Regions from separate parts of the Homo sapiens genome. Here region 2 is linked to region 1. Evidence: chromatin contacts called from ENCODE Hi-C or POLR2A ChIA-PET data. All regions are on one chromosome and are shown on one strand. Each heading gives the region's core, a stretch centred on a gene start or an enhancer-like site at or near the end of the contact. The rest is flanking DNA. Distances are from core to core; before and after follow the strand shown. Region 1 holds the start of COMMD4 (COMM domain containing 4). Region 2 holds the start of SCAMP2 (secretory carrier membrane protein 2).

Region 1 (2,783 bases), core at 75-2,574:
TCCTGACCTCAAGTGATCCGTCCCCCTCAGCCTCCCAAAGTGCTGGGATTACAGGCGTGAGCCACGGCGCCTGGCCAGTGGCTTGCTATCCTTTAAGTGACACATCAGACCAGCCCTTCTTTTTTTAAAAAATAAAAAAATAAGACAGAGTCTCCCTCTGTTGCCCAGGCTGGAGTGCCATGGCCATGCTGGTCTCGAACTCCTGACCTCAGGTGATCCACCCTCTTCACTCTCCCAAAGTGCTAGGATTACAGGCATGAGCCACCGCACCCAGCCAGAACAGCCTTTCTTGATTATACTTCTTAAAATAGCCCCTCACACAAGGAAATTATGGAGGCCAGTGGATACGTTCATTATCTTGATTGTGGTGATCCAAGAGCCAGGAAGATTTGTTCTCTACTTGTCCAGCCTCATCTTTCCCTAACCTGCAGATGATACTCTCCCAGCTATGGGAAATGCATCCATTCCTGGGGAGCCATACTCTCTCTAACCTGAAGTCTCTGCACATGCTGTTCCCTGTCTGAAGACACACGTCTCCCACCCTTGCCTCCCTACCCCTGGTACACAAACTGTACTTCAGCCAGCCAGCTCCTGCCATCCATCCGCCTTTAAGTTTGATGGCATCCTTAGGAAGCCCCCTTAGCACTACACACAAGGCGCAGTTAGGTCTCTGCCCCTGGAGCCTTAGCTATGACTCCAATTCAAGCCTCCGATTTCCCCTTCCCTTGGCAGCTCAAGTCCTCCCAGTGCCTAGCACACTTCATGGTATAGACCAGGCGCTTAGAACGTACGGATGGATGGATTGGATGGATGGATGGATAAGTCTCAACCCCAAAACTACTACTTTCTGGCTCTGGAAAGAGCGGAGGGGCTTCCTAACAGTGTGGAAGAGTGAGCCTGATTCTAAGCACCTTCTTGTACAAGCCCCACGGCAGGGCTGGGGAAGGGGGTATCCTTGGGAGGTCCTCTTGGGGATGGGGAAGACCTGAAAGGACTCCCAGCTCCAGACAAGCCCTAGTTCCTGCCCCGGGAGGCAGGGGCCCTTCCTTCCGCCAGGGAAGCACCGGGACTCTAAGCCGGCCGGCCTGCTCTGTCTTACCCGCCCCGTACCCCCGCCCCCGTCTCGGGAGCGGGAGAGTGGTGGACTTTTCCCTACCAGACTCACAGCCCTCACGCCCGCACACACTGTGTTTGCGGAGAGGCCAGTACAACCTCCCCCAGTTTCCGGAGCCACTTGGCGCCCCCTCATTCCCGCTCCAGCAGCCCAAGCCTCGCTTCGCCCCTAGTGCCTCACCATCGCGCCAAGAAGCCAGGGCCCGGGAATTTCTTTTTCCGGTCCCGCAGGGTCAGCTGAGTCGACGATCACGTGACTTGGACTAACTGCCTCTGGGAGGGCGGGGCCTGCTCGAGTGAGGCCGGGAGCGGACCGCAGCCCGCTGGAGGTGCAGGGGGCGAAATGCTGGCGTCTCCTCCTCCGTCTCCCAGAATCCTTCCCTGGAAAAAACTGGCGCCAACCGCCAGTTTAACTGAGGACCGAATTAAGACATTAGGAAAGACAGTGGAAGTTATTTCATTTGTTTAACTTAAGGGGGTAGGATCCCGGGAGCCAGGGTGTTTCAGGTCATTGACACGTTTTCCACTGTTAAGCGAATAGCATTATTCACAGCTGCGGGCTGTGGCAAAAGACATTTTAAAAACTATTGACGTCTACTACACATACAGAAAATTGTACCTATTATAAAGCTTAATAAGTTTTCATCAACTGTACACCTCACATAACCAGCACCCAGGTAAGGAAATAAACCAGATAACTTCTTCAAGTGCATGGGTATTTTATTTCATTTTGATGAATCATCTAGGTGCCTAGCAAAAAGGGCTGTCATAATTACTTGCTCAGGAAAACTCCCTACAGCTTCAACATCAATAGATGCTTATCTTAATTTTTGCCAGTCTGATGGGGAAGAAAAATCGGTTGCTTAGGTTGCAGTGGTAGTCTGATTACTGGTAGCTCTGAGCTAATGGGTAGTCTAGAACAACTAAGTTTCCGACATTGACTTGAAGAGGCAAAAACAAAAAGACAAAACAACAAGAAAAATACATTTGAGAATAGACTAATAACCAGAGACAAAATTGAATACAGTCGTCCTTTGGTAACCTCAGGATGTTGGTTCCAGGACCCCAGAGATACCAAAATTCACAGATACTCAAGTCCCTGATATAATATGGCATAGTATTTGCAAATAACCTGTGCACATCCTTCCGTATACTTTAAATCATCTCTAGATTACTATAATACCTAATACAACGTAAATGCTTTGTAAATAGCTGTTATAAAGTTTTTTAATTTTTTTTTTTGAGACGGAGTCTTGCTCTGTTGCCCAGGCTGGAGTGCAGTGGCGCGATCTCCACTCGCTGCCAGCTCTGCCACCCGGGTTCACGCCATTCTCCTGCCTCAGCCTCCCGAGTAGCTGGGACTACAGGCGCCCGCCACTGCACCCGACCTGTGTTTTTTTATTGTTTTACTTTTTCCAAATATTTTCGATGCACAGTTGGTTAAATCCAAGGATCCAGAACCTCAGGATACAGAGGGCTGACTGTAGTTTGAGCTCTCTCCTCAATTCCATGCCTATCCCATGCAACAGGTGCAGCTGGTTTTATTGTTGCAGGCTTTCAGGTTTTTAAAAGACAGAGCCCATGACAATTAAACTGCACTATAAAATAGAAATGTAAAGTGTCCCCAATTCATGGTAAAATTGAGCTCATTTCTGAAGAGTTCTTTTACA
Region 2 (2,783 bases), core at 191-2,690, 460 kb after region 1:
GACCTCCTGAGCTCAAACAGTCCTCCTGCCTCAGCCTCCCAAGTAGCTGGGAGTACAGGCACAGGCCACCATGCCTAGCTAATTACGTGTGTGTGTGAGATATGTATATGTATATATATATATATATATATATATATATATATTTTTTTTTTTTTTTTTTTTTTTTTGTAGAGCCAGGGTCCTGGTATGTTGCCTAGGCTGGTCTCGAACTCCTGGCTTCAAGTGATCCTCCTACCTCTGCCTCCCAAAGTACTGGGATTACAGGCATAAGCCACGCACCCAGCCCTTTATGGAAATTAATTGAAAAATTTTAACAAAGTTCTGTGATAATTTTGCCCCCTTTAAACATATCTTTGATTACAACATGAAGAACAATAGACCAATTAACAGCACTGTATTAGTTCAGGGTAAAAATGACAGTGGCTGGGATTCGGTGACAGCAGAGATGAATAATACCAGACAGATCCAAATAAATAAGGTGGATTTGGCCAGACAGTGGTTCATGAGTATAATCCTAGCATTTTAGGAAGCCAAGGCGGGAGGATCACTTCAGCCCAGGTGTTTGAGACGAGCCTGGGCAATATAGTGAGATCCCCATCTCTACAAAAAATCCATAAATTAGCTGGGTATGGTGGTGACCAGCTGTAGTCCCAGCTACTCAGGAGGCTGAGGTGGGAGGATTGCTTGAGCCCAGGAGCTCGAGGCTGCAGTGAGCCATGATTGCACCACTGCACTCCAGCCTGGGCGACAGTGAGACCCTGTGGGGGGCGGGGGCGGGGGAAAGCGGAGCTGTGGAGAGTGAAGCAGCCACCTCCCCCATGATTGAGGCTGTGTTGCTGAATTCCGTGAGTCACTTCATAAATGTTTGATGTCCAGGTTCAAGTCCCAACTCAGGTCCCAAAGCTGATGGGCCCAGGAACCCTCGTCCCTAAAACGATGAAACGACATCAGAGGGCGAGCAGCCCTAGAAGAAGCAGGCTCAGCTCGGGTGGAGGACTGCTGGATGGTCCTGGCACTTCTCTTTCCCCGAGCACGTTCTGCAGAAGAAGCGCTTTCCTAGTTCTCCCAAGGCCTCTGGCCTCACCTGTCACCCCTGTCCTTTGCCCAGGGATCAGTTTGGACTTCTTCCCAAACTTGGTCTACAGAGAAGTGAAGGGGCTGTTTCCTGTCCCACTTTTGAGAGTTTGCTTTAGAAACATAAAATTGGAAGGTGTCAGATTGATAGGCAGTTGGGAAGGACTCCGGCCACGCCTCTGGCTCCGTAGACGCTCCGCGCAGCCAAGACCCCTGAATCCCCAGCAGAGCGAAGATGTGGACGGAAGCCGAATGCCCACCCACCGCACTATTGTGGGCTGGGCGGGGGGGGGGGGGGGGGGGGCGGAGCGACCCCGGTGCCGTCATAGGGCCACGCCCTCGGGGGAGGGCATCGCGCCTGCGCCAGAACCGCTGCCTCGCTCCCGGAAGTGGAGGGTCTACACGAAGCGCCGCTGGGTCTGGGTGCCCGGAGGCAGCAGCGTTCGCGGAGTTCGCCCGCTGGCCCCCGATCACCATGTCGGCTTTCGACACCAACCCCTTCGCGGACCCAGTGGATGTAAACCCCTTCCAGGTAGAGCCCCTCTCCCGCCATCCAGCTCTCAGATTTCCCTAGGGCCCACGGCCGCCGCCCGGGCCTCTCGCTAGAGCCGGGAGACGTGGCGTAGGAGGGACGGGTCATCTGCCCAATGGGAGAGCGGGCTTTGAGGTCTGGCCTATCGTAACGCGTGAGGGGCGCGACTAGCAGCAGGTGGAACTGCAGAGGAGGCGGGGCGCTGAAGTGTTGGAGACAGTGGGGTCTTCTAGCACCCGGAGGCTGGGCTGTGCTAGGGAAGGGGACTGGAGCAGGTACGGTCGGACCCTTCCGGAAGTCTCCTAGCGTCAGGGAGAAGCGAAATGTGGCTATCGCATTCCCTCATTCTTGGATAGACACCTGTCTTGAGTCACTTTAGAAGAGGGGGTGACAGCAACATATGAGGAGGTGGTGAAGCCTCTGGTGGAGGGGAAAAATGTGGGAAAAGCCCAGGACACCTGCCACCGCTCCACCACCAGCCAAACTAGTGTATAAAGTACAGGAGAGCCCCTGAGATTTGTCAGGGAAAGAAAGATGGGAGAGGGCGGGAAGGTAGCCCAAGTTGAAAAATGGCCTTGATAAGAATTCCACATTTTGGCCATGGGTCTAGTTTGGAGTGGGTTTTGACCAGATAGGAGAGCCCGGGTTAGGGAGAGAGGAGAGGTGCGGGGGACTGTGAAAAATTCTGGACCCACAGGGAACGTTTGTCTGATGGAACTGTGTGTGGTGGCAACATAGTTGAGATGCACTGACGTGTGAGCTGGCCTGACTTTTTTTTTTTTTTTTGAGACGGAGTCTCGCTTTGTCGCCCAGGCTGGAGTGCATTGGCACGATTTCCGCTCACTGCAACCTCTGCCTCCCGAGTTCAAGCAATTCTCCTGCTTCAGCCTCCTGAGTAGCTGGGACTACAGGCGTATGCCACCACACCCAGCTAATTTTCATACTTTTAGTAGAGACGGGGTTTCACCGTGTTGGCCAGGCTGGTCTCAAACTCCTGACCTCAGGTGATCCATCCGCCTCGGCCTTCCAAAGTGCTGGGATTACAGGTGTGAGCCACCACGCCTGGCCTGACCTTTTGAACAGCAATCAAGGAAGAAACAATCTTCCTGCTTTCTTTCTTTTCCTTTTTTTTTGTTTTGTTTTGTTTTGTTTTTTGAGACAATTCTTGCTCTGTCGC

The links. Hi-C counts contacts between places; a loop is a spot of excess contacts on that map. ChIA-PET counts read pairs that join two places held with the same protein, here RNA polymerase II (POLR2A). Pooled maps may share reads with other maps.
Region 2: a pooled map shows a loop between it and region 1 (2.8-fold over the local background). The contact joins the promoter of SCAMP2 here to the promoter of COMMD4 in region 1. A Hi-C loop is called at or near these places in 2 of 50 pooled maps. POLR2A ChIA-PET finds 5 or more read pairs at or near these places in 3 of 52 experiments (B cell, activated B cell and activated CD4-positive, alpha-beta T cell).

Annotation. Positions count from the first base shown.
Region 1 is chr15:75,334,604-75,337,386 of GRCh38, reverse strand. It overlaps COMMD4 (COMM domain containing 4), which reads right to left and starts at 1,324. Exons shown (of 8, transcript NM_017828.5): 1 at 1,295-1,324. The coding sequence starts at 1,297. RefSeq lists enhancers at 931-1,100, 1,441-1,490.
Region 2 is chr15:74,872,022-74,874,804 of GRCh38, reverse strand. SCAMP2 (secretory carrier membrane protein 2) reads left to right here and starts at 1,440. Exons shown (of 9, transcript NM_005697.5): 1 at 1,440-1,606. The coding sequence starts at 1,550.